2 separate regions of the Homo sapiens genome follow, and region 2 is linked to region 1. Evidence: chromatin loops called from intact Hi-C (ENCODE). Cell type or tissue: OCI-LY7. All regions are shown on one strand. Each heading gives the region's core, and the rest is flanking DNA. Links, peaks and the distances in the headings are about the cores only.

Region 1 (12,156 bases), core at 2,383-10,382:
ATGATCCATGTGCTGAGGAAAAGAATGTGTATTCTGTAGCCATTGGATGAAACAATCTGTAAATATCTATTAGTTCCATTTGGTCAACAGTGCAGATGAAGTCCCATGTTTCTTTGTTGATTTTCTGTCCAGAAGATCTGTCCACTGCTGAAAGTAGACTGTTGAGGTCTCCAGTTATTATTGTATTGGGGTCTCTCTCTCTCTTTAGCTGTTTAGTGTTTGCTTTATATATCTGGGTGCTCTAGTCTTGGGTGCATATCTATTTAAAATTGTTATATCCCCTTGCTGAATGACCCCTTTATCATTATATAATGACCTTCTTTGCCTCTTCTTATAGTTTTTGTCTTGAAATCTATTTAGTCTGATATAAGCATAGCCACTCCTGCTCTTTACCAGTTTCCATTGGCACGGGACATCTTTTTCCATCCCTTTCTTCTCAGTTTATGTGTGTCTTTGTAGGTGAAGTGTGTTTCTTGTAGGCAATATATCACTGGGTCATGTTTTTTTGTTTGTTTGTTTTTTCCATTCAGGTACTCTGCATAACAACTGGTTATGATCAGGGCCAATGACTCCCCACCACTTCCCAGCAGATAAGGCTCAGGCATTGAAGCAGAGAGTCCCTTTGGGCCCTGAGGATGCAGGAAGTACCTGCACCCACCTAAGACCTCCATCATTGGTTCATCCAAACTACTTCCTAATGTCAGAATAAGAAACAAGTCTCTTTTGGGCTCACACAGGGTATGTGTCTCATTTTTGCTAGTTGTGTCACAGACTCAGGGCCACTAAATATGATTGGGAAAAGACCATTGGACAGTGTTGTAGGATATTGTAAGACTGGCCTAAGGAAAAGGCTAAAGGGGTGCTCATCTTAAGAATGCCAGGCTGGGTACAGTGGCTCATGCCTGTAATCCCAGCACTTTGGGAGGCTGAGGCGGGTGGATCACCTGAAGTCAGGCGTTTGAGACCAGCCTGGACAACATAGCAAGACCTCGTCTCTAATTAAAAAAAAAACAAAAAAACGAAAAAACAGACCAGGCACAATGGCTCACACCTGTTATCCCAGCACTTTGGGAGGCCGAGGTTGGTGGATCACAAGGTCAGGAGTTCGAGACCAGCCTGGCCAATGTGGTGAAACCCCATCTCTACTAAAAATACAAAAAAATGGCTGGGTGCGGTGGCTCACACCTGTAATCCCAGCACTTTGGGAGGCCAAGGCGGATGGATCACGAGGTCAGGAGATCGAGACCATCCTGGCTAACACGGTGAAACCCCGTCTCTACTAAAAATACAAAAGAAATTAGCTGGGCATGATGGCAGGCACCTGTAGTCCCAGCTAGTCGGGAGGCTGAGGCAGGAGAATGGCGTGAACCCGGGAGGCAGAGCTTACAGTGAGCTGAGATCACGCCACTGCACTCCAGCCTGGGTGACAGAGCAAGACTCTGTCTTAAAAAAAAAAAAAAAAAAAAAAAAAAATTTGTCGGGCATAGTGGTGCACACCTGTAATCCCAGCTACTTGGGAGACTGAGGCAGGAGAATTGCTTGAACCTGGGAGGCAGAGGTTGCAGTGAGCTGAGATCACGCCACTGCACTCCAGCCTGGGTGACAGAGCGACACTCTGTCTCAAAAAAAAAAAAAAAAAAAAATGCCCAGACAGAGACACTGGGGAATGGGATCAGGGAAGTGTTGACTTAAAAGAGGGAGGAGTGAAATTCAGTCCAAGAAAGTGTCAGTGAATAATTGTGAAATCAAGTATCACATGACGCATGCCCATGGAAAAAGAAAAGCTACAGCAGGAATTTTTTTTTTTTTAGAATGGATTTTTTTCATCCCCCCAAGGCCAGTATCACTTGGGATTTGTATTAATGGTTTGCATTAAGTGTGACAGAGGGAGACCCTTTAGCTTTAGGCTTTGGACCTTGTGTTCCTCCTTGGTGGATGCTGGCTTTTCTCTTAGTTCTCCTGTGCTGGCCTGAACTTCTCCAGGACTGGATAACCCAGGCCCTGTTCCAGCCCCTTCTTGCCAAGAGGAGGAAGGAGAATGGATTTACAACCTCTGGCCAGTTCCCACGCCCTATTCTGAACTGCACTATTCAAGAATACTTGTGGGAGGACACAGAGGTGCTCCAGGCTGCACAAAATGACTCAGAGGCAGCCCCAGTGTGGGGTGGTCCTTGCCAAGACACAGAGACAAGAGCGGTGCTGGGGTGGCTTGGGACAGGGTATGTTTTAGCGGGGATTTCTCTCTGTAATCTTCAATGCCCCCCAAGCTATTACAAGTAAAGACTAATTATAAAGATTGGAAGGAAAAACAAGGCAGGGAAAAAATTTAAATACATACACGCATGTATACATGCATATATATTCGTAGCCCCCTGGCTGTTTGGTTTATAGGAAGAAAATTATCCCTAAAATAATTAGTTGACTATTGGAAAGAAAAAAAAATCTTGTAACCTTCAGTAAAAGCAGTGACTCTTGGCAAGCAAAAGTGGCTTTAAGTTCCCTAACCGGCTTGTCAAACCAGACTGCTGCTCCCAAGCTACACCTATTACAAATATTAAAGCCACTAACTATGAGATTTACCGAGCCACATGGCCTGGAGATGGAAACATCCTCAGGGAATGGTCTGGTGCCAGAGACTGTTCCCTTAATGGGCTTTTACTGTTCCCTTAGTGGGCTTTTACTACTGTGTGTTTGATTCGCTTCATATACACACAGGCAACTTGAATTTTTTTTTTTTTTCCAAGACGGAGTCTTGCTCTGTTGCCCAGGCTGGAGTGCAGTGGTGCCATCTCAGCTCACTGAAACCTCAAATTCCTGGCACAAGTGATCTTCCAGCCTCAGCCTCTCAAGTAGCTGGGACTACAGGTGCATGCCCTACACCCAGCTAATATTTTTATTTTTTGTAGAGACAAGTTCTTGCTATGTTGCCCAGGCTGGTCTTAAAGTCCTGGCCTCAAGCGATCCTCCCACCTCAGCCTCCCAAAATGTTAGGATTACAGGTGTGAGCCACCACATGCCAAGCCATTAATCTTTTTTTTTTTTTGAGACAGAGCCTCACTCTGTCACCCAGGCTGGAGTGCAGTCGCATGATCTCGGCTCACTGCAACCTCCAGCTCGTGGGTGCAAGCAATCCTCAAGCCTGGCTAATTTTTTGTTTTTTTTTTTTAGTACAGACAGGGTTTAACCATGTTGGACAGGCTGATCTCAAACCCCTGACCTCAAGTGATCCACCCGCCTCGGCCTCCCAAAGTGTTAGGATTACAGGCGTGAGCCACCACGCCCAGCCCATTAATAATTTTTAAAATGCAAATGAAAGCATATATATATATATATATGTATGTATATATGTACGCACACATAATATTTATCCTATAGTATTGGGTATGGGCAAATTTTTTTAAGTGTAATAATTCACAATGGTGTTGGTAAGAAAATAATTCACTTTCACACTGTTGGTTTTAGTATAAATTGGAATATATCTTGTAGATGTAATCACAAAAATATGCCAATATATGTACAAGAATGTTTATTACAGCAATATTTATAACCAAAAACAGAAAAACAACCAAATTATTTAAATGTTTGTGGACAGAGGCCTAGCTTTAAAACATATGGAACATCTATACCTTGGAATTCTATTCAGCCATTTAAAAAAAATGAGGTTGATTTCTACATACTTTAATTAATTAATTAATTAATTTACTGGAGACATAGTCTCACTCTGTTGCCCAGGCTGGAGTCCAGCGGCACGATCTCGGCTCACTGTAACCTCCACCTCCTGGGTTCAAGCAATTCTCCTGCCTCAGCCTCCCGAGTAGCAGGGCTAATTTTTGTATTTTTAATTTAATAGAGATGGGGTTTTGCCATGTTGGCCAGGCTGGTCTCGAAATCCTGACCTCAGGTGATCCACCCGCCTCGGCCTCCCAAAGTGCTGGGATTACAGGCATGTGCCACCACACCTGGCCCCTTTTTTTTTTAATGTATATGCGTATGGTGTAGAGGCCAAGAGGATAAGTTCTTCTTGGCCTTCTGAAGTTTCCCTGAAAAATCAACTTGGAAAAGACAGGTTAATAAGAGAAAAAGCACACAGATTTATTTAACAAGTATACAATTAATGAAGATTCAAAGATACAGGTGGAATTGTCCATTTTTATGCTTAGGTTTAACAAAGTATGGAGAGCCATGTAAAAATATGATTGGGCCAGGCGCGGTGGCTCACGCTTGTAATCCCAATGCTTTGGGAGGCTGAGGGGGGCGGATCACCTGAGGTCAGGAGTTCAAGACCAGCCTGGCCAACATGGTGAAACCCTGTCTCTACTAAAAACACAAAAAAATTAGCTGGGCATGGTAGTGGGCACCCGTAATCCCAGCTACTTGGGATGCTGAGGCAGGAGAATCACTTGAACCCGGGAGGCGAAGGTTGCAGTGAGCTGAGATCATGCCATTGCACTCCAGCCTGGGTGACAGAGCAAGACCCCATCTCAGACAAAAAAAAAAAAAAAAAAAGACGTACAAATGGCCAACAGTTATGAAAATATCCTCCATCTCATTACTCATAATGGAAATGCATAGCAAAACTACAATGAGATATATCTCACCCCAGTTAAAATACCTCTATCCATGGCGAAACTCCATCTCTACTAAAAATACAAAAATTAGCTGGGTGTGGTGGCATGTGCCTGTAATCCCAGCTATTAGGGAGACTGAGGCAGGAGAATCGCTTGAACCTGGAAGGCAGAGGTTGCAGTGAGCTGAGATTGTGCCACTGCACTCCAGCATGGGCATCAGAGCAAGACTCCATCTCAAAAAAAAATAAAAATAAAAAAATAAATAAAATAAAATAAAATATATATATATATGGACAGAAAGAATATGGTCTACTGCTAATAGACTGAGTGGGGAAACCCAGCCCAGCCTGTCTCTCCAGATTCTTGGACTTTCTCTGCAGCATTCCTTCCTTCTGGGTGAGGGGCAGGGACCTGCCGGGAATGGAGGTCTTATGATCTACAGTCAAACAAGTTAAGTCAGATAATTTTTTTTTCTTGAGACTGGGTCTTGCTCTGTCACCAGGCTGGAGTACAGTGTCGTGATCACGGCATACTGCAGCCTCAGCCTTCTGGGCTAAAGTAATCCTCCCACCTCAGCCTCCCAAGTAGCTGGAACCACAGGGGTGCACCGCCACACCAGGCAAATTTTTTAATTTCTATTTTTGTAAAGACAGGGGGTCTCCCTATATTGCCCAGGCTGGTCTTGAACTCCTGAGCTCAATTAAACCTTTGCCTCTGCCTCCCAAAGTGCTGGGATTACAAGCATGAGCCACTGCACCCACCTAGATAATTTTTTTGTTTTGTTTTTATTTGAGACAGAGTCTCGCTCTGTCACCCAGGCTAGTGTGCAGTGGCATGGTCTCGGCTCATTGCAACCTCCACCTCCTAGATTCAAGCCATTCTCCCACCTCAGCCTCCCGAGTAGCTGGGACTATAGGCACACGCCACCATGGCTGGCTAATTTTTGTATTTTTAGTAGAGATGGGGTTTTACCACGTTGGCCAGGCTGGTCTCAAACTCCTGACCTTGTGTCATCTGCCCGCCTCAGCCTCCCAAAGTGCTGGTATTATAGGCCTGAGCCACTGTAGCCGGCCCAGTTAGTTTCTTTATGGGCAGTTTGACACAGAAAGGTGGAGGGGAAATTAGAGTCATTTTTTTGTTTTGTTTTTTTGAGATGGAGTCTCACTCCGTCACCCAGGCTGGAGTGCGGTGGCGCGATCTCGGCTGACTGCAACCTCTGTCTCCTGGGTTCAAGCGATTCTCCTTCCTCAGCTTCCCAAGTAGCTGGGACTACAGGCACACGCCACCACACTCAGCTAATTTTTGTATTTTTAGTAGAGATGGGGTTTTACCACGTTGGCCAGGCTGGTCTCGAACTCCTGACCTCATGTCATCTGCCCACCTCGGCTTCCCGAAAGTGTTGGGATTACAGGTGTGAGCCACTACACCCGGCCTAGAGTAGCATTTTTAAGTTTTATGGCTGACTATAGGGAAAAGGGACTCTGATTTCTATGGGTAACCGCAGGGGAGAATGGTACTGAGAGAAAGGCATGGAAGAGAAAGTCAGAGGAAAACGTTTGCTTACGAAGCTGCTGCTGAGGTTCTCATTTTAGGCTATTGTTTTCTGAGCCCCAGCAGTGGCCAGCTGTACCATAACAATCAAGATGCATTTAAAACTTTTTCTAAAAACTAGCTCTATCCTTTAACTACTGACTTAGCCAATTACCTCCTTCTTAGAGCTACTCCTTCTCTGGGATTGCCCAGGAACCTGAGGCATATGTCATGCACAAAGGAGTCCTGTGGACATTCATACCCTTTGGAGCGGAGCCCAGGAGTCCCTAGCGGTGGTCTGTGGCTGTTTCTGCCCTTGCTCTTAACCACCACAAGGTGTCACTCTTCGCTGCTCCTGCGCGTTCCCACCAAGGCGGTAACTGCTGGCCAGAGAGGAAGAATTTCCTCTGTCCCCGCACTAGCTAATCCAGAGTCCTTACCAGTTCCCAGGGCTTCATAGTACCCAGCCCTTTCAGGCCCCCGCAAAGCCTCGCCCCGCAAGCCCGCCGCCAGCCCCAGCACTATGTCAGGACTGGCTCAGAGGAACACCCATTCCAGACAATAACAACTTTTTCTTTCTTGCCCAGGTGTTTTCAACCCTTAAACCAGACTGGGCTTGTTCTATTTTTACTTTTTAAAATTTTAACTCCTCTACTATCATTCCCAAATGGGCTTGTTCTAATTCCTTCCCGGACCATAGAGCTACAAACTTCCCCGAAGAGCGACTTCCAATTGGTTTTTAGGCATCCTTGGTGTGCCTTTCATACATAAAGGTAGGTCAAGGGTTCCCTACCTTCTCTGACAATAGAGCCTGATTGTCTCCAGTTGGAGGACCAGCCCTTAAAACAGCTAAATTCCTTTTACTTTCCCTAGAGGAAGGGGAGCTCCGTGGGGAGTCAGCTACCCGGGGGCAGACTTTCTGGCATTCTTTGGAAAAGCAGTGAAAATAAAACTCACAAGTTACATCTTCAGCAGAGTATCTGCTACATATGAATATATTGTACACATATTTTTATATGGTTGCAAACATAAAACATATAGGTCCATGTCCTGATTTTTCATGTACTGCAATGTATGTTGAGTATTTTCCCATGTCGTTGTAAATTCTTCATAAGCATTATTTGCAGTGGTTGAATGATCTTTTTTCATGATAGGGTTCTATTGTAATTTTGTAATAATTTTCTTATTTTTAGACACTGATCATTTTGTTTTTTGCTGTATTGACTATTCTTATATATTTTTATATATATTTCTGATTATTTCCTTATAAGAGACCTAGTATTGAAATTACTGAGTCAAAAACATTTGCAAGTCTTTTTATTCATGCTGCAAAAAACTTCCTAGAAAGCTTGCATCATTGTGTACTATCAACACCAAGTACCATAAGGAATGCACACCTAATTGCACCCTAATCAAAAGTAATGAAAACAATTTTATAAATCTCTCTTATCAGTGCACTGGTAAAAAAGATGTTTTAATTTGCAATTAGGCTGGACGTGGTGGGTCACGCCTGTAATTCCAGCACCTTGGGGAGGCCAAGGTAGGAGGATCACCTGAGGTCTGGAGTTCGAGACCAGCCTGGCCAACATGGTGAAACCCCGTCTCTACTAAAAATTAAAAAAAATTAGCCGGGCGTGATGGCATGTGCCTATAATCCCAGCTACTCGGGAGGCTGAGGCAGGAGAATCACTTGAACCTGGGAGGTGGAGGCTGCAGTGAGCTGAGATCCCGCGATTGCACTCCACGCTGGGCAACAAGAACAAAATTATCATCTTAAAAAAAAAATCAATTAATTACTAGTATAAATTAACATTTTAAAATTTGTATTTCTGTTTTTTATAAATTGTTAGCAGTTTTTACTTATTTATTTACTTAGAGACGGAGTCTTGCTCTGCTCCCAGGCTGGAACATAGTGGCAAAATCATAGCTCACTGCAGCCTCCAACTTCTGGGCTCAAGGGGTCCTCCTGTCTTGGCTTCCCAAAGTACTGGGATTACAGGCATGAGCCATCATGTCTGGCCCTTTTACTCATTTATTTATTGGGATCTTAATTTTAAAATCCATTTGTATGACCCCTTTATTTATTGAAGATACCAATCTATTGTCTGCTATATTGTTATAAGTGTTTTCTCAATAAATATATTGCTTAATTTATAGTTTTATGAATATTTTTGTCACAGGCTGAACCCCCAATTTTGGGATTCAGTCAACCTGGGAGGCCACGTGGGTTCTTGGCTTTGCACAAGAAGGAATTCAAGAGCAAGCCAACAGAATGAAGAGAAAGCACATTTAATAAGAAAGTAAAGGACTGCTGGGCTTAGTGGCTCACGCCTGTAATCCCAGCACTTTGGGAGGCTGAGGCGGGTGGATCACCTGAGATCAGGAGTTCAAGACCAGCCTGGCCTGTTAACATGGCAAAACCCCATTTCTAGTAAAAATACAAAAATTAGCCGGGCATGGTGGCACGCACCTGTAGTCCCAACTCCTTGGGAGGCTGAGGCAGGAGAATCGCCTGAACCCGGGAGGCAGAGGTTGCAGTGAACCAAGATTGTGCCACTGCACTCCAGCCTGGGCGACAAAGTGAGACTCCATCTCAAAAAAAAAAAAAAAAAGAAGCAAGTAGAGGATTTTGGGAGGCTGAAGTGAGTGGATAACTTGAGCCCAGGAGTTCGACACCGACCTGAGCAACATACGGGGACCCTGTCTCTACAAAAACATTTAAAAAGTAGCTAGGCTTGGTGTTCTGCACCTGTAGTCTCAGCCACTTGGGAGGCTGGGGCGGCAGGATTGCTTGAGCCCAGGAGGTAGAGGCTGCAGTGAGCTATGATCATGCCACTGCACTCCAGCCTTGGCAACAGAGCAAGACACTGTCAGTAAATAAATAAAGCAAGCAAAATCCCCTGGTGACCATCCAGCAGGCTCCAGAGACAAAAACTCCTTATCTGAGGAATTTAGAAGTAATTAGACTTTCCTATTATCTAAAGACACTTGGTTCCAGGCCTCTTTTCAACTTAAAATGTGTGAGTAACTAGGATTTCTGTACATCCCCAGAATGCATGCATGCCGAAACTCATTGTTCAACCCTTGCTAACATCAAGGCAACAAAATGTCTAAAAATGTAATCATTTATCGTGCAAGTTACCCTTCATCTCCTGCTTTAGGTCCATAAATATCCCTAAGGAAAAGACCACCGCAGTGGCTCAGTGCTCTTGCTGACGTGCCCCACTGCACTTTTCTGCAACGTTCCTTCTTTCTATGGTAATAAAACCTGTACTGTTGTCAGTAAATTCTTACCAACCCTCAAGTTGAGTGTTACCGGAAAGGGGTCCCAGTCCAGACCCCAAGAGAGGGTTCTTGGATCTCGCTCAAGAAAGAATTCAGGGTGAGTCCATAAAGTGAAACCAAGTTTATTAAGAAAGTAAAGGAATGGGCGGGGCGCAGTGGCTCACTTTTGTAATCCCAGCACTTCGAGAGGGCAAGGCAGGCAGATCACGAGGTCAGGAGTTCGAGACCAGCCTGGCCAACATGGTGAAACCCCTTCCCTACTAAAAATACAAAAATTAGTTGGGTGTGGTGGTGGGCGCCTGTAATCCCAGCTACTCGGGAGGCTGAGGCAGGAGAATCGTTTGAACCCGGGGGGCAGAGGGTGCAGTGAGCCGAGATCGTGCCATTGCACTCTAGCCTGGGCAACAGGGTGAGACTCTGTCTCAAAAAAACAAGAAAGAAATATATTCATGTACATTTCCAAATTTCCGATAAAACAACGTAGGGTCCATGCACTATAGTCTATTTGTGGTTTTCTCCACCTCACTTTAGCCCCTTCTCAAGACCCTAAAACTACTGGAGGCAGTGAGCTACTGGGGAGTTCCTGAAGGGCGAGCACTTTTTCCACTCATTTCTAAAATAAAAAGTTATGAAAAAAATAATAATTTTTATCTGACTAATGCAAATCCTTTTTTTTTTTTTTTAAGAAAGGGTCCTGCTTTGTTTCCCAGGCTGGAGTGCAGTGGCATGATCACAGCCCAGTGCAGCCTTGACCTCCTGGGCTCAAGCGATCCTCCCACCTCAGCCTTCTGAGTAGCTGGGACTACAGATGGGCACCACAACACCTGGCTAATTTTTTATTTATTTATTTGTAGAAAAGAGGTTTCTTGACTGTGCGCGGTGGCTCACGCCTATAATCCTAGCACTCTGGGAGGCCAAGGTGAGGTGGACAACTTGAGGTCAGGAGTTCGAGACCAAGGTGACAACATGGTGAAATCCCCGTCTCTACTAAAAAGACAAAATTAGCAGGGGGTGGTGGTGCATGCCTGTAATCCCAGCTACTTGGGAGGCTATTATTTTTAGTAATAATAATAATTTAGTAATTTTTGTATTTTGTATTTTCACCATGTTGGTCAGGCTTGTCTTGAACTCCTGACCTCAGGTGATTCACCCACCTCGGCCTCCCAAAGTGCTGGGATTACAGGTGTGAGCCACCACGCCCCGCCACCAAAACCAGTTTTATTGAGGCAGCAGTGTTACCGCTCTGTAACTGCTCCTGCAGGAAGAGCTAGCCCATAGTCAGTGTGTGGAGAGTAGCAGCTAAGGGGCAGTTCCACAGTCATATTTATACCCACTTTTAATTACATGCAAATTAAGGGATGGGTTTTTCAGAAATTTCTAGGAAAAGGGTATAACTCCCAGGTTGTTGCCATGGAAAGGGGCAGTAACTTCTGGGTGTTGCCAGGGCACTGGTAAACTGACATGGCACTGGTGGGCATGTGTTATGGAGAGGTGCTTTCCCCTCTTCCCTGTTTCAGCTAGTCTTCAATCTGGCCTGGAGTACAGGCCTGCCTCCTGCCTCACAACTGCTGCTAATCAGGATGTATACTGAGGGTAACTTGACTCTATGCTCCCAGTTTGCAATATCTAGCTTGGCCCAAATAGATCCTCTGTCTTACTATTGTTATTTATTTTTTTTTAAGAGAAAAGGTCTTGCTCCTGTTGCCCAGACTGGAGTGCAGTGGCAGGATCTTAGCTCACCATAACCTCGAACTCCTGGGCTCAAGCAATCCTCCTGCTTCAGCCTCCTGAGTAGCTGGGACTACAGACATGAGCCACCATGCCTGGCTAATTTTTAAATTTTTTGTACAGATGGGGTTTCACTATGCTGCCCAGGCTGTTCTCAAACTCCTGGCAAGCAATCCTCCCAACTCAGCCTCCCAGAATCCTCGATTACAGGAGTGTACCACTATGCCCAGCCCCAGATAAATTCTCTACTTATATTAATTTTGCTTCAGCTTCCTTCTAGGTTGACAGTTCCCAGTTGACTCTCAAAATGTTTGTGAAATTAAGCAATTTCACTGGGGCATGGTGGCTCACACCTGTAATCCCAGCACTTTGGGAGGCCCAGGTGGGCAGATCTCTTGAGGTCAAGAGTTTGAGACCAGACTGGCCAACATGGTAAAACCCTGTTTCTACTAAAAATCCAAAAAAAAAAAAAAAAAAAAAAAGTCAACCAGGCATGGTAGCGCACGCCTGTAATCCCAGCTACTCGGGAGGTTGAGGTGGGAGAATCACTTGAACCCAAGAGGCGGAGGTTGCAGTGAGCCGAGATCATGCCACTGCCCTTCAGCCTGGGCAACAGAGAGAGACTTCATTTAAAAAAAAAAAGGCAATTTATTTAGTGATGTAAAAGTTTTCATGGATATATAAGGGAATCAGGGAGTCCTCAAGGCGGAAGAAGGTGAAGGAACAGAGCAGGGGAGGAAGAGGAGGGAGGAGAATCTCCCCCAGGCTGAGCAGACCAGGGCACTGAGCTCCAGATGTTTGCACCCCTCCTTTGTTTTCCCCATCTCTTCCCTACTCTCCAGGCCAGTCAGATGGCAAGGCCTGGACAACTGGAAGGAAAGAGAATGAAGGATGGAACTGGGGCGGCAGCTGTGTTGGCCACACAGGCCCTTCTGACTGGGCAGCATGGAGGCCACTTCTGCCAGCCTGAGAGTTGCAGAAGTAGATGGCAGGGAATCCCCTGCTTGGGGATGACACAGTAGGTAGATTAGAAAGTTGGAGAACA
Region 2 (12,156 bases), core at 1-8,000, 330 kb after region 1:
TATGGTGAAGCATGCACTTTAATATGCTTTTAACACTAGGTGACCAAATCACAGTGAAGCCGGGCACTGCATTCTCCTTGGGCTGTGCTCCACGCGGGTGGGTGGGAGCTGTCTTCTGAGTACATCCGGAAGGGCTGAGCAGGTGAGTGCCCTGAGCATCCTGGCTGGGCCCCACCCAGGAAGATCTTCCTTCTCAGATCCACGTTTGGCTCTAAATTGCTTCAAGTAGAGATTCATTCTTTGAGGTTGAAAAAATAGTTTATAGTAAAACGAAGGCCTAATTCATGGAAGCATCATTAGTCATCAATACCTTCTCATAAAATAGATGGGCCAGATTTCCACCACCGCCTGCCTCCTCTAACTTGGGTGATGCCAGTAGGTTTGAAGGGGGCAGAGCACTGCAGGGGGAGGGGGGGGTCTAGGCTGTGAGAGGACAGGGTGGAGAGGAGGAGAACCCTGAAGGAGAGACGGAAGATGCCAGGACCTTTGCTTGGACAGCCATTGCCCTTCCAGGAGACCCTGGAGTGTACTGAGGGTTGCTGGACTGTTCCACCCAGAGGAGCAAGGCTGTACAATGAGGGTCTGAATCTGGCACACCTGTCCCTTATGTAAAAGGAGTCGTGGTCACAAGACCCTGGGCTGGTTAGCCTCTCCCGACCTCATTCCATTTCTATCTTCTGACCTTGCCTCTCATCTTTAAAATAACCCTCATGGGGTGCCCCTCCACCTTCCTCTGGAATCCAAGTATTCCTGTTTCACATTTGCCCCAAATCTTTGCTGTGGAATTGGGAAATCAAACCAGAGTCCTCCTCGCCTGATTTCCAGCTCAGGAAGGGCCTGCTGGCCTGCCCTGTTCCCAGTTACACTTTCAGATCCCTTTGTGCTCAAGATCTCAGAGGGGGTGGCTTTTTGTTAAAGAGCCTTCAGTCGCAATGCTACCCAGCACCCCATGTGCCAAAAGAAACCAGCTCCTGTGTCAAAGGGCTTCCAAACCTGATCTCACTCTCAACAGGCGATGGTGCTGATGTTTCAAGAATTGTGTTTTTATAAAACAGAGGTCTCAGCATAGTCACTCTTCACATAGTGCCTTACCCATGGGTATCGTCATATCCGGGTCCCAGTTCAGTTTGTCTGCACAGCAGCCACCCTGCCTGGCAACAGAGACCCCAAGACCTACACAGTGAACCCTACTGCCCCAAAGGCGTTCTCCAGGTGACTTGTGAAAACAGACCTCCGGGGAAGTGATTTATTGGGGGTGTACACTGGGGGCAATATGGTTTAGCACTGAATTCAATTTGTCCTTAGGTCTATGAGTGAGTCCGATCTTTTCTTGTGAAAGGTTTTGGGCATCGTACAACCCACTCTGCCTAGAAGGTGTGGAGGACTCACCACGGGCAGGGTCGCCCTGGCCCACAGCACGTGAGCCTGCACTCACTGCGGCCTTTGTAACAAAACCAGTTGTGGTCCTCAGCATTTGAAGCAGCTGCATACTTCAGAGTAAACTATTTTTCATTATTTAGTTTTGTCACAAGAAATCGACCATTGTACTACTCTCACTTACAGCAGTTAAACAGCATAGAACTAAAAACCTGTCTGCATTTCCATTTTTTCTTTCTGTATGGTTGTGGGTTTTAGGACATAGGGGGTTAGGAGAAGGGGTTTCTTGATCATGTCATGAATTCTCCTTTGTCCTGTTTCTCCTGTTTCATTTCTCCTCCGCCTGCTGTATATTACCTGAGCTGGTGTTGTATCTTCAAGTCCATATGCGTATTTGCAGACCTTTCCTGTTCCCACTCTTGTTGGCTCTTCTGATTTATGCACAGATGGTTCCCAGCATGTGTCCAGTGCTTCATGGATGGGACCATCCCAGCAACTAATCAGACTTCCTGCCAGTGTCCTAACCCCCAGGGCACCCTGTTCAACCATATTTAAAAATTGGAATTTGTATAAAGTTGCTTCCAAGTTTTATAATGCATCATTTTACATCTTTTGTAATTAAAAGCATCACAATGAGGTTGTCTCTGCATTTGGTGGTGTTTTTCTTCACTTGGGTGAGGGGTTGGTGGGGAGCCTTAATCTCACCGCCTCCTGCACGGCTCAGCCTGCAGCTAGGATTTGGAGCCTTGGCAAGGCAGGCCCTGTACCAGCTGTGGGTCAGGCCTTCTTGTGATACGTGAAGGGGCACTCAGTTCCCTTAGCTGGAGGCAGCTGGGTCTCCTGCCCCCACAGCCAGCACCCGCTCCACACCCCTGCCCACGGCCCTTCCTCCACCAGATACTCTGTCCTGGGTTGGCCTCTAGCCCTGTCCCTTCCCCAGACCCCCATCCCAGCAGGGTTCAACGCGAACAGCCACATCTAGCACTTGTCATAAAGGTGACTGTCTCCTGAAATCCTACCTGGAAATCCTGTTTCTGACTTTAACTTCCTGAGCCCCCATTTCCACTCTGGTCTACACACACCCTGTTCTTTGACCGCACTGAGAATTCTTCCGTGTCCCCTCTTCTCAGCCTGCCCGTCCTCTCCTAGCTTCCCTTGCTTCTGCCCGGGCCCACCTGGCTCGTGGCCTCCGTGGCACCCCCAGGCCCCTTCTCCTGCCACCACGCCACTCTTCCTCCTCAAGACCTGCCACCACGTCACTCGGGCTGAGCTTTCTGTTGCTGGGAGCCCTGCGGGAAGAACCAGCACTTCCAGGCTGTGCTGACCCAGCCCTCTCCTGCCACGTGGGGCACCCACGCCCTCCTCTCCTCAAGGCTCATCAGACCACATGAGGCCTTCTTGCCTCCCATCCAGGCCACCTGGGCCAGCTCCCGCCGTGTCCCAGCTGCTCCCCATTCCGTCCCATGGCCCGTCGCGCCTTCCCCAGCGTCCCTATGCCTTACGAGGTCCTGTTTCCACGTCAACCTGACCTTCCGCAAGGACTTGCTGATGTTCTAGGGCCTTCTACTTAGCCCTCTCTGATGGCACCTCCCCATCAGCCTGTGAAGATGCCCAGTCTCCTTCCTCAGAACAAACAGAAAACTCTCCTTTCCCCGCCGGCTACCCCTCATGCCACAGCCCTGTGTCCTGCCTCTCCTGGAGGAGCACTCCTGCTCAGCCTCCTTCTGCCCGCAGCCCCAGGGAGCCCTCCAGGATTCCCTACTCTCCTGCCTCTGTCCAAGGCCCTCTGATGTCAGCCGCATCCTGACCCTTTGGCCACTCTCTCCCCTCCGAAATCCTCTCTGGCTCCAGTAAGGCTTTTCTGCATATTCTACCACCCAGGCCATGCCTGTCTCCTATCATCCTCCCCCTCCACCATCATCTTCTTTCCATCGACCTCCCAAACCAACTTCTCCAGCCCTCCAAGCAGACGACCCTCATACTTAGCCCTCTCCCCACCTGCCTATCAGCCAGTGCTCATGCCCACCCCACCCCTTGTTTTCTGGAGATCCGGGTCCACCTGCAATTGACATCCAGCTTCCCCACAGGGCTCCAAACTCTGCAAGCACAGGGGCATGTTTACTTGTATGCCACTTCCCCAGCACCTGGCACACAGTAGGGGCTCGAAAAATCCGCAAATTCTTCCGAACTGTTGACAGCAGCTTCCTTCTCTTGGAGCTCAGCCCCCATCACCGCCATGGAGCTGGAGACCAGGTGTCCTCCAAACACCTCCTCTTCCTCACCTCTCCTCCTCCTGCACACCCCAACTCCTCCACACCCACTCCCCCTCTACAATCCTCCTCCTCCTCAACCCTCCTCCTCACCCCTCCTCCTCCACAATCCTCCTCTTATTCCACACCCCTCCTCCTCCAACCCCTCCTCCAAAGCCCTCCTTCTCCTCCACACCCCTCCAAATTCCACAGCCCTCCTCCACCTCTACACCCACTGCTCCTCCACAATCCTCCTCCACACCCCTCCTCCTCCACAATCCTCCTCCACACCCCTCCTCCTCAATCCTCCTCCACACCCCTCCTCCTCAATCCTCCTCCACACCCCTCCTCCTCCACAATCCTCCTCCACACCCCTCCTCCTCCACAATCCTCCTCCACACCCCTCCTCCTCAATCCTCCTCCACACCCCTCCTCCTCCACAATCCTCCTCCACACCCCTCCCCCTCACCCCTTCTCCTCCACCACACCCCTCCTCCTCCACACCCCTCCTCCGCCTCACACCTCCCTCACCCCTCCTCCTCCACACCCCTCCTCATCCTCCACACCCCTCCTCCGCCTCACCCCCCTCCTCCTCACCCCTTCTCCTCTCCACATCCCTCCTCCTCAACCCTCCTGCTCCACATCCCTCCCCCTTCACACCCCTCCCCCTCCCCCTTCACACCCCTCCTCATCCTCCACACCCCTCCTCCTCACCCCTCCTCCTCCTCACCCCTCCTCCTCCACACCCCTCCTTCTCCTCACCCCTCCTCCTGTGCCATCTTTTCAAACACAGGATACTTTAATCTTGAAAAGTACTGAATTTGTATACTTGTTTTGAAATACTAAATTTTCGATCTGGAAGGAATGATTTTAGATCTTATTTTGGGCCAGGCACAGTGGCTCATGACTGTAATCCCAGCACTTTGGGAGGCTGAAGCCGGAGGATCACCTGAGGTCAGGAGTTCGAGACCAGCCTAGACAACATGGTGAAACCCCATCTCTACCAAAAATACAAAAATTATCCGGGTGGGCGTCTGTCATTCCAGCTACTGGGGAGGCTGAGGCAGGAGAATTGCTTGAACCCAGCAGGCAGAGGTTGCAGTGAGCAGAGATCACACCACTGCACTCCAACCTGGGTGACAGAGCGAGACTCTGTCTCAAAAAAAATTAAAAATAAAAATAAAAAAAGATCTTTTTGGTCCATTTTACCTAATAAAGCTGTATGGTAGGCAGGTATGGAAATTGGGGTTTACAATAAACCAGCTATATGCTGCTATGTCCTCATGTGGACACTAGGTGGAGCTGCAACTATAAGAGTGGCTCTTAGGACCCAGAACAGGACAGAGAGCCCCGGACCCCCTCAACTTTAGCCCTTGAACTGGGCTGGCAGTGGTGTTGGCTAGAATTGAATTGTATGATATGGAGTAATAAGTATCCTTAGTGACCACCCAGACTACCAGACACTGCACCGTCAGAAGCATTCAAACCAGAGTGACTCCATCTTGAACAGGGGCTGTGGGTAAAATGAGGCTGAGACCTGCTGGGCTGCATTCCCCGGAGGTTAGGCATTCAAAGTCACAGGAGGAGACAGGAGATAGGCACAAGATACAGATCACAAAGATCACACTGATAAAACAGGATGCAATAAAGAAACTGCCAGAACCCGCCAAAACCAAGATGATGACGAAAGTGACCTCTGGTTGTCCTCACTGTTCATTATTCACTAACTATAATACATTAGTTGCTAAAAGACACTCCCAGCAGCGCGTGACAGTTCACAAGTGCCATGGCAACGTACGGAAATTACCCTATATGGTCGAAAAGGAAGAGGAACCCTCAGTTCCAGGAAATTCCCACCCCATTCCTGGAAAACTCATAAATAATCCACTCCTTATTTACCGTATGATCAAGAAATAACCATAAGTCTACTGAGTCGAGCAGCCCGTGCTGCTGGGGTAGCCCCTTTTTTATTCATTTACTTTCTTAATAAACTTGCTATCACTTTGTCAGCTTACTTTTGAATTCCTGCATGAAGCCAGGAATCCATGTGGCCTCCCAGGCTGAACCCTGTGACAGCACCACACACATCCCTCACATCAACCTGAAAACGAGGCAGGGCATGGAGGACTTCTTTTTTTTTTTTTTTTTTTTTTCCGAGACAGAGTCTCGTTCCGTCGCCCAGGCTGGAGTGCAGTGGTGTGATCTTCGCTCACTGCAACCTCCGCCTCCCGCGTTCAAGTGATTCTCCTGCCTCAGCCTCCCGAGTAGCTGGGATTACAGGCATGTGCCAGCACACCTGGCTGATTTTTGTATTTTTCGTAGAGATAGCGTTTCACCATGTTGGCCAGGCTGGTCTCAAACTCTTGACCTCGGGTGATCCACCTGCCTCGGCCTCCCAAAGTGCCGGGATTACAGGCGTGAACCACTGCCCCTAGCCAAGGATGACTTCTTGAGTTTACAGAAGAGGAAACAGGCCCATAGAGGCTCTGTCACCCAACTAAACAGTGAAGGCACAAAGCCTGGACCCAGTGGGCCTCACATCAAGGCCTCCTGACCTCACCAGCCCAGAACCCAGGGCTCCAAAGTGCATCCTTCAGGATCTGCTCACAAGTTTCCCTCCCCTGTGCACCCCCGGCCCCCGACTACGCCCATCACCAGGGTGAGGGGTGCGGAAATGAATCGCACCCTTCACCCTGCAGAGGTGGGCTCTGAGCAGCCCCTCTGGGAAGGGTCCCCACGGATCCCAGTGAGATAGAAGCCTGGCAAAGGAACACGTGTTTTTTTTTTCTCTCTCTCTTTTCCAGACATGTATTTTAATTTTTTAAAAAAGCTTTGCTCTGATAAAAATAGTGCATGCTCATTATAAGAAATTCAAGTAACACCGAAGAGTACCAAAAACAAAAATTTCAAGTGGTCCGGAAATCCAGCACCCCAGAAATAATCATGGCTGACACCCAGGAAACATGGATGGAGACATCTCTCTACGCACATATTCAAAGGAGTTTTTTTAACCAAAATGGGCTCATACAATACATACTCTTTTTAGAAAAAGTGCCATACTTAAATTTAACAGAACAAAAGGCAACTTAAATGTAACTAAAGAAATTACCAAGCTGCAAATAATGACGCTGCTTCTTCTGGTTCTAAATTATTTCTCTAAAGGAAAGAAAAATATTAAGCAGCTGGATTCATTCTTTCAGCATGTTTCAACTATAGATGGCATCTCTTGACAACCTACGATTTAGGATAAGGAAATGAGCTCACCACCACTTCCTAGCTCCTTCCCCCTCCCAAATTTTGTGAGTTCGTGTTTTTACATTGTCAAGGTTTATACTACTTACATCCTGTCCTGTAACCATCGTTCCCACCATTGTTTGGCCTGTTGTGTGTGTATGGATTCCCTGTTCCACCGCCTGTCCTTCTAGAATGGGTTTTTCCATTCTTGGGTTATTTTCCTTCACCTCATGGCTACCTTGACTTTGTCATCAAGGAGTCTTTTCAAGGTCTGAGTTGGTCACAGTCACAGGGATGTCACTGCTGGACTGCAAGGTTGGAGACTGAACTCTGAAATGGGAGTGAGTGGGCTATATAACTGACTCAGGCTCGATGGAATTTACAGGAAAGGGACAAAGCACTGTACCCTCCATTACGATGACTTGCTAAAAACCACTGTGTCTTGAACTTGTATCTGGTGACACAGAGTTGAAGTTTTAGAATTTGGAAATAAAATGACTGGGGTGGGGTCCCAAGTACTGTGTTCAAGGAAAGGACATGCCAGGCTGCGGGACCTCAATGCCTCCTCCCCATCAACCCTTTGACAGCTGTGCCCTATCCCACCTTGGAGGCCAAAGCAACTCCCTCCTGGGTGCTAATGCGTCATGTTGACTTCTGATTAACCCCACTTCCAGGAATGCCTTTAAGATTTCTACTTTTATCTACTGTTAAGAGCACACACTTACTGTAAATATGTTATTATAAACACTGTAAATCTGTATCATAAAACTGTGGTGCTGTAAACACTATAAATATGTTATCATAACCCTATGGTATATATGCCCTGGGTCTCGGGGGGGCAACAATGTGGGGATCCACCATCTCCTGGCTGCCCGAGACATGGCTTTTGTTTCTAAGTCCCTATTAAATGTTCCTAAGCAACTGGATTTGTCAGCCTCTGTGTTCAGCCTCTCAGCTCCCTCGGCCTTTGGGATTAGGTTTGCATACACCTGCTCACCGTGCAACACCCATCTTCACTTAGAAAAATCTAACTTCTCCTTCCAGGCCTAGGTCAAGTGACACCTCCTCTGTGAAGCCTTCTGTGAGGTTTGGATTCTCATTTGCAAATATTTACTTCCCTCCCCTCCTACTGTGGGATCTCTAGGCTCTACCCCCCCATTTTTAAAAAGATTTCCCATCCGTCTAGGTGTCTCCCATCTACTTGACCCCCAAGCCCAGAAAACAGGCACCCGCAGACCTAATGGCAGGCCTTGCCAGCTGCCCCCAAGCCCCTTTGCCCTCGGGCTCGGCTACGTGATTTGCTTTGGCCGGTGACATGCTGGAGATACGACCAAACAGCAAAGCCTTGACATGGGGTCAGGAGGCCTTGGAGCCCGGCCCACTGGGTTCAGGCCCTTGCACCTTGACATGGGCTCGGTGACACGGCTCACCCTCTTGTGCTTCTGCCATTGCCACTAGCACAGCTACTCCCTGGGTAGCCCATTGGTCCCAGAAGAATGAGAGACAGGACAGACCTTAACCAAACCCATGCCCAGGAGCCATCTAGCCAGGTCCGGCTGAAATCGGCAGGGCTGCCCCAGAAATCTACAGACACGTGAGCCAAAGATAAACGCTGAGAGTAGTAAGCCACTGAATTATGGCCATTTGTTACACAGCATATATGTGACAACAGTTGACTGATACACCACCTCTGTTCATTTCCCTTTGTGCTTGAGTTGCACTTGATTTCCACGGCTTTACTTTTTTTTTTTTTTTTTTTTTTTTTGAGACTGAGTCTCGCTCTGCCACCCAGGCTGGAGTGCAGTAGTGCAATCTCAGCTCACCGCAAGTTCCACCTCCCAGGTTCACGCCATTCTCCTTCCTCAGCCTCCCGAGTAGCTGGGACTACAGGCGCCCGCCACCACGCCTGGCTAATTTTTTTTTTTTTTTTTTGGTACTTTTAGTAGAGACAGGGTTTCACCATGTTAGCCAGGATGGTCTCAATCTCCTGACCTCGTGATCCACCCACCTCGGCCTCCCAAAGTGCTGGGATTACAGGCGTGAGCCACCATGCCTGGCCAGCTTTACTGTTTTAACTGTAGAGCTGATTTTGTGGTAGAGCGTTTGCCTTCCCACTGGTCTATAAGAAACGTGACATAAGGACTACGTCTGATTCGATTCTGACTCCCCAGCACCCAATTAAATGGCAGCCAATGTCATTCTTTTTTTTGGAAACAAGGTCTTGCTCTGCTGCCCAGGCTGGAATGCAGTGGCATGATCTTGGCTCACTGCAACCTCTGCTTCCCAAGTAACTGGAATTACCAGCACGTACCCCAACACCCAGCTAATTTTTGTATTTTTAGTAGAGTCAGGGTTTCGCCCTGTTGGCCAGGCTTGACTTCCCGGCCTCAAGTAATCTGCCCGCCTTGGCCTCCCAAAGTGATTACAGGTGTGAGCCACCACACCCGGCCAATGCCATTCTTTTCATCCTTTCCATCTGTACCTTTCCAGGACAGCCCAGTCCGGGTGGAGAGGCAAAGGTCTCTGTTTCCGGAAGGCCCAGTCTGGATGGAGAGGCAAAGGTCTCTGTTTCCAGGACTTACCTGCAAGTTTGGGCAAGAAAGTTCAAAAGCCCTGAGCTTTGGTTCCCATGACTGTCCATATGGCTCATTTGCAGCGACTCCTGGACTCCTGTTTCTCCCCCATTCAAGCTTCAGATTCCTAGGAGAGAACACTGACCCAGCCAGCATGACATGGGGACCGGGTTACACTGGCCTGGCTTTTGGAAGGAGAGGGGCCCGGCAGCCACAGCTTGCGTGGCTTCGTTTGCAGCCAGTAAGACGGTCTCTGGGAGGTTGCAGAGGTTGTTAGAGGGAAGCAGCGCTTATATAGAAGCCAGCTGAGGAGGATCCCGTACTTTAAACAAGCCAGGCTTTGAGCAGGTGAGGATAGGAATCATATCAGGTTAGTCCTGGGGACTCCTGGGCTGCAGAGCTGGTGTCCTGAGAAGATTGAGGATGGGTGTTGGTGCCCTGGCCAGACCCATCAGAGAGGGGGGCGGAGGCCTGGGCAGGAACCCTCTGTGTTCAGAAAACTGTTCAATGCCCCTTTCAGAGTATGGGCTTTGTCCTTCTCAACAAACCTGCTTGTTTTATTTATGATTTCTAGCAATAAAGAACCCATTTTATAGAAAGAACAGTAAGGAAAATGATAGCTAACATTTAGGAACTGCTTCCAAGGGGCAAGCACACCCCATGAGATAGGCACCACCATTCCCATTTGATAGATAAGGAGACTGAGGCACAGAGAGGCCACTGCCTTGCCCCATCGTCACAGCTAGGAAGGGTGGAGATCACATTTGAACCCAGGTCTCTGTAACTCCAGGGCCCATGCACTTGGCTCTTAAGTAGCACTGCCTCTAGGCCTCGTTCCTATGCACACGGCCCTGTGTCCCTGTTGATTGTCTGTTGTCCTGGCACGATTATTAATGGTGCCTCCTTTCATCCTCAAAAGGGTCCTGGTTTGAGGTGTTTTTTGTTTGTTCATTTGTTTGTTTTTGTTTTGTTTTTTTGAGACGGGGTCTCGCTCTGCACCCTGGTCGCTGCACCCAGGCTGGAGTGCAGTGGCGCGATCTTAGCTCACTGCAGTCTCTGCCTCCTGGGCTCAAGTGGTCTTCAAAAGGGTCTTGTTTGGCTGACAAATTTTAAGGCTAGGTAGAGCCTACATTATCATAGCAAGATGTTGGTGGGCAGAGTTTGGGAAACCCAGCTGACAGCTGTCCCTCACTGTCCCAGAATTCTGGCATTCAGGGCTCACTCTCCCGGGGCAGTTCCACACTGTGTTAATGAGGCAGCCCTGGTTGACCCTGGATACCTGGGCACTTCCCAGAGCAGACCTCCAGGATTTCCGTTACTCCAGGGCTCTTTGTTTATATTTTGACAAAGAGCTCGTTTTTCTCCCTGACGCCAACCCCTACCTGTACTTGCGAGGTTCTTCTCCCTGTTGTCATGTACTAGCTTGGCCAGGAAAGTGGCCACTGTTCTCCCTGGTGCTCCCAGGTAAAAGCTCCTGGGCTCACATCCAGGCTCCTGGACTTCCATCCGGGCTCCTGGCCTCCCATCAAGGCTCCTGGCCGCCCATCAAGGCTCCTGGCCTCCCATCAGGGCTCCTGGCCTTCCATTCGGGCTCCTGACCTCAAATCCGAGCTCCTGGCCTCGCATCTGGGCTCCTGGCCTCCCACCCGGGCTCCTGGCCTCCCACCCGGGCTCCTGAGCTCCCAGCCGGGCTCCTGGGCTTCCATCTGGGCTCCTGGCCTCCCATGAGGGCTCCTGGCCTCACATCTGGGCTCCTGGGCTCCCAGCTGGGCTCCTGGGCTCCCAGCTGGGCTCCTGGCCTCACATCTGGGCTCCTGGCCTCCCATGAGGGCTCCTGGCCTCACATCTGGGCTCCTGGCCTCCCACCTGGGCTCCTGGGCTCCCAGCCAGGCTCCTGGCCTCACATCTGGGCTCCTGGCCTCCCATCCAGGCTCCTGGCCTTGAATCTGGGCCCCTGGCCTCACATCTGGGCTCCTGGCCTCCCATCAGGGCTCCTGGACTCCCATCTGGGATCCTGGCCTGGAATCCAGGCTCTTGGCCTCCCATCCAGGCTCCTAGTGCTGGCTCTGCCTTCTCTTTTGGAGCGGGTGGTAGCAGTGGGGGCTGGTGAAATGTGTCACTTCCTGTCCCTGGCCCAGCTCTGAGGAGCTTCCTATGTGACCGTGACCCCTTCATGCATCTCTAGCCACTGTAGACAATACCCTCTCATCGCTTCCCTGAAAGTGATGCCCTTTCCTGAAAGCCAGCATGCCCCCCAGCAAGGCATGGAAAGCGCTGATTCTGCATAATGCTGAGAAGGGGTGCACACCTCAGTGTTCAGACCAGCCTGGGGCACTGGCTACTGGAGAAACAGTGAAGACATGTCTGCACTGAAGGACTTCTTCAAATCTTTGAAACGCCAGCCCATTTCCAAGAGGTCGGCGTGGTAGTCAGCACTTCTCAAACTGTCCCCTGAATCTTTTGTCTGGAACATCTCATGGGGCTGGTGTTCTGTGGGGCACACCGGAAAGGCATGGAGACAGGCAGGGGAGGATGAAGCCAGGATGTGGGAGAGATTTAAAGACTTTGAAAGGATCCATGGACAGGCGCAGTGGCTCACGCCTATAATCCCAACATTTTGGGAGGCCGAGGCAGGCAGATCTCTTGAGGTCAGGAGTTTGAGACTAGCCTGACCAACATGGTGAAACTCCATCTCTACTAAAAATACAAAAATTAGCCAGTGT

What was found. Peaks named below come from ENCODE experiments on the same cell type or tissue, not always from the same donor. Only the 100,000 strongest peaks of a DNase experiment are listed, where the experiment ranks them.
Region 2: it touches region 1 in a loop (3-fold over the local background); 3 of 110 quality-filtered maps call a loop at or near these places.

Annotation. Positions count from the first base shown.
Region 1 is chr15:90,313,768-90,325,923 of GRCh38, forward strand. No RefSeq gene overlaps it. Among named protein-coding and RNA genes, the nearest start is that of ZNF774, 32 kb to the right of the region's middle. RefSeq lists an enhancer at 6,287-6,396. In OCI-LY7, for the core only: CTCF peaks have their summits at 6,422 (motif pointing right) and 6,623; a DNase peak (open chromatin) is centred at 6,444.
Region 2 is chr15:90,643,320-90,655,475 of GRCh38, forward strand. It overlaps CRTC3 (CREB regulated transcription coactivator 3), which reads left to right. Exons shown (of 15, transcript NM_022769.5): 15 at 1-2,026. The region is part of intron 2 of CRTC3-AS1 (CRTC3 antisense RNA 1); the gene reads right to left. Among named protein-coding and RNA genes, the nearest start is that of LINC01585, 11 kb to the right of the region's middle. RefSeq lists a silencer at 3,285-3,468 and enhancers at 11,282-11,481, 11,742-11,971. In OCI-LY7, for the core only: CTCF peaks have their summits at 4,922 (motif pointing right) and 5,140; a DNase peak (open chromatin) is centred at 4,932.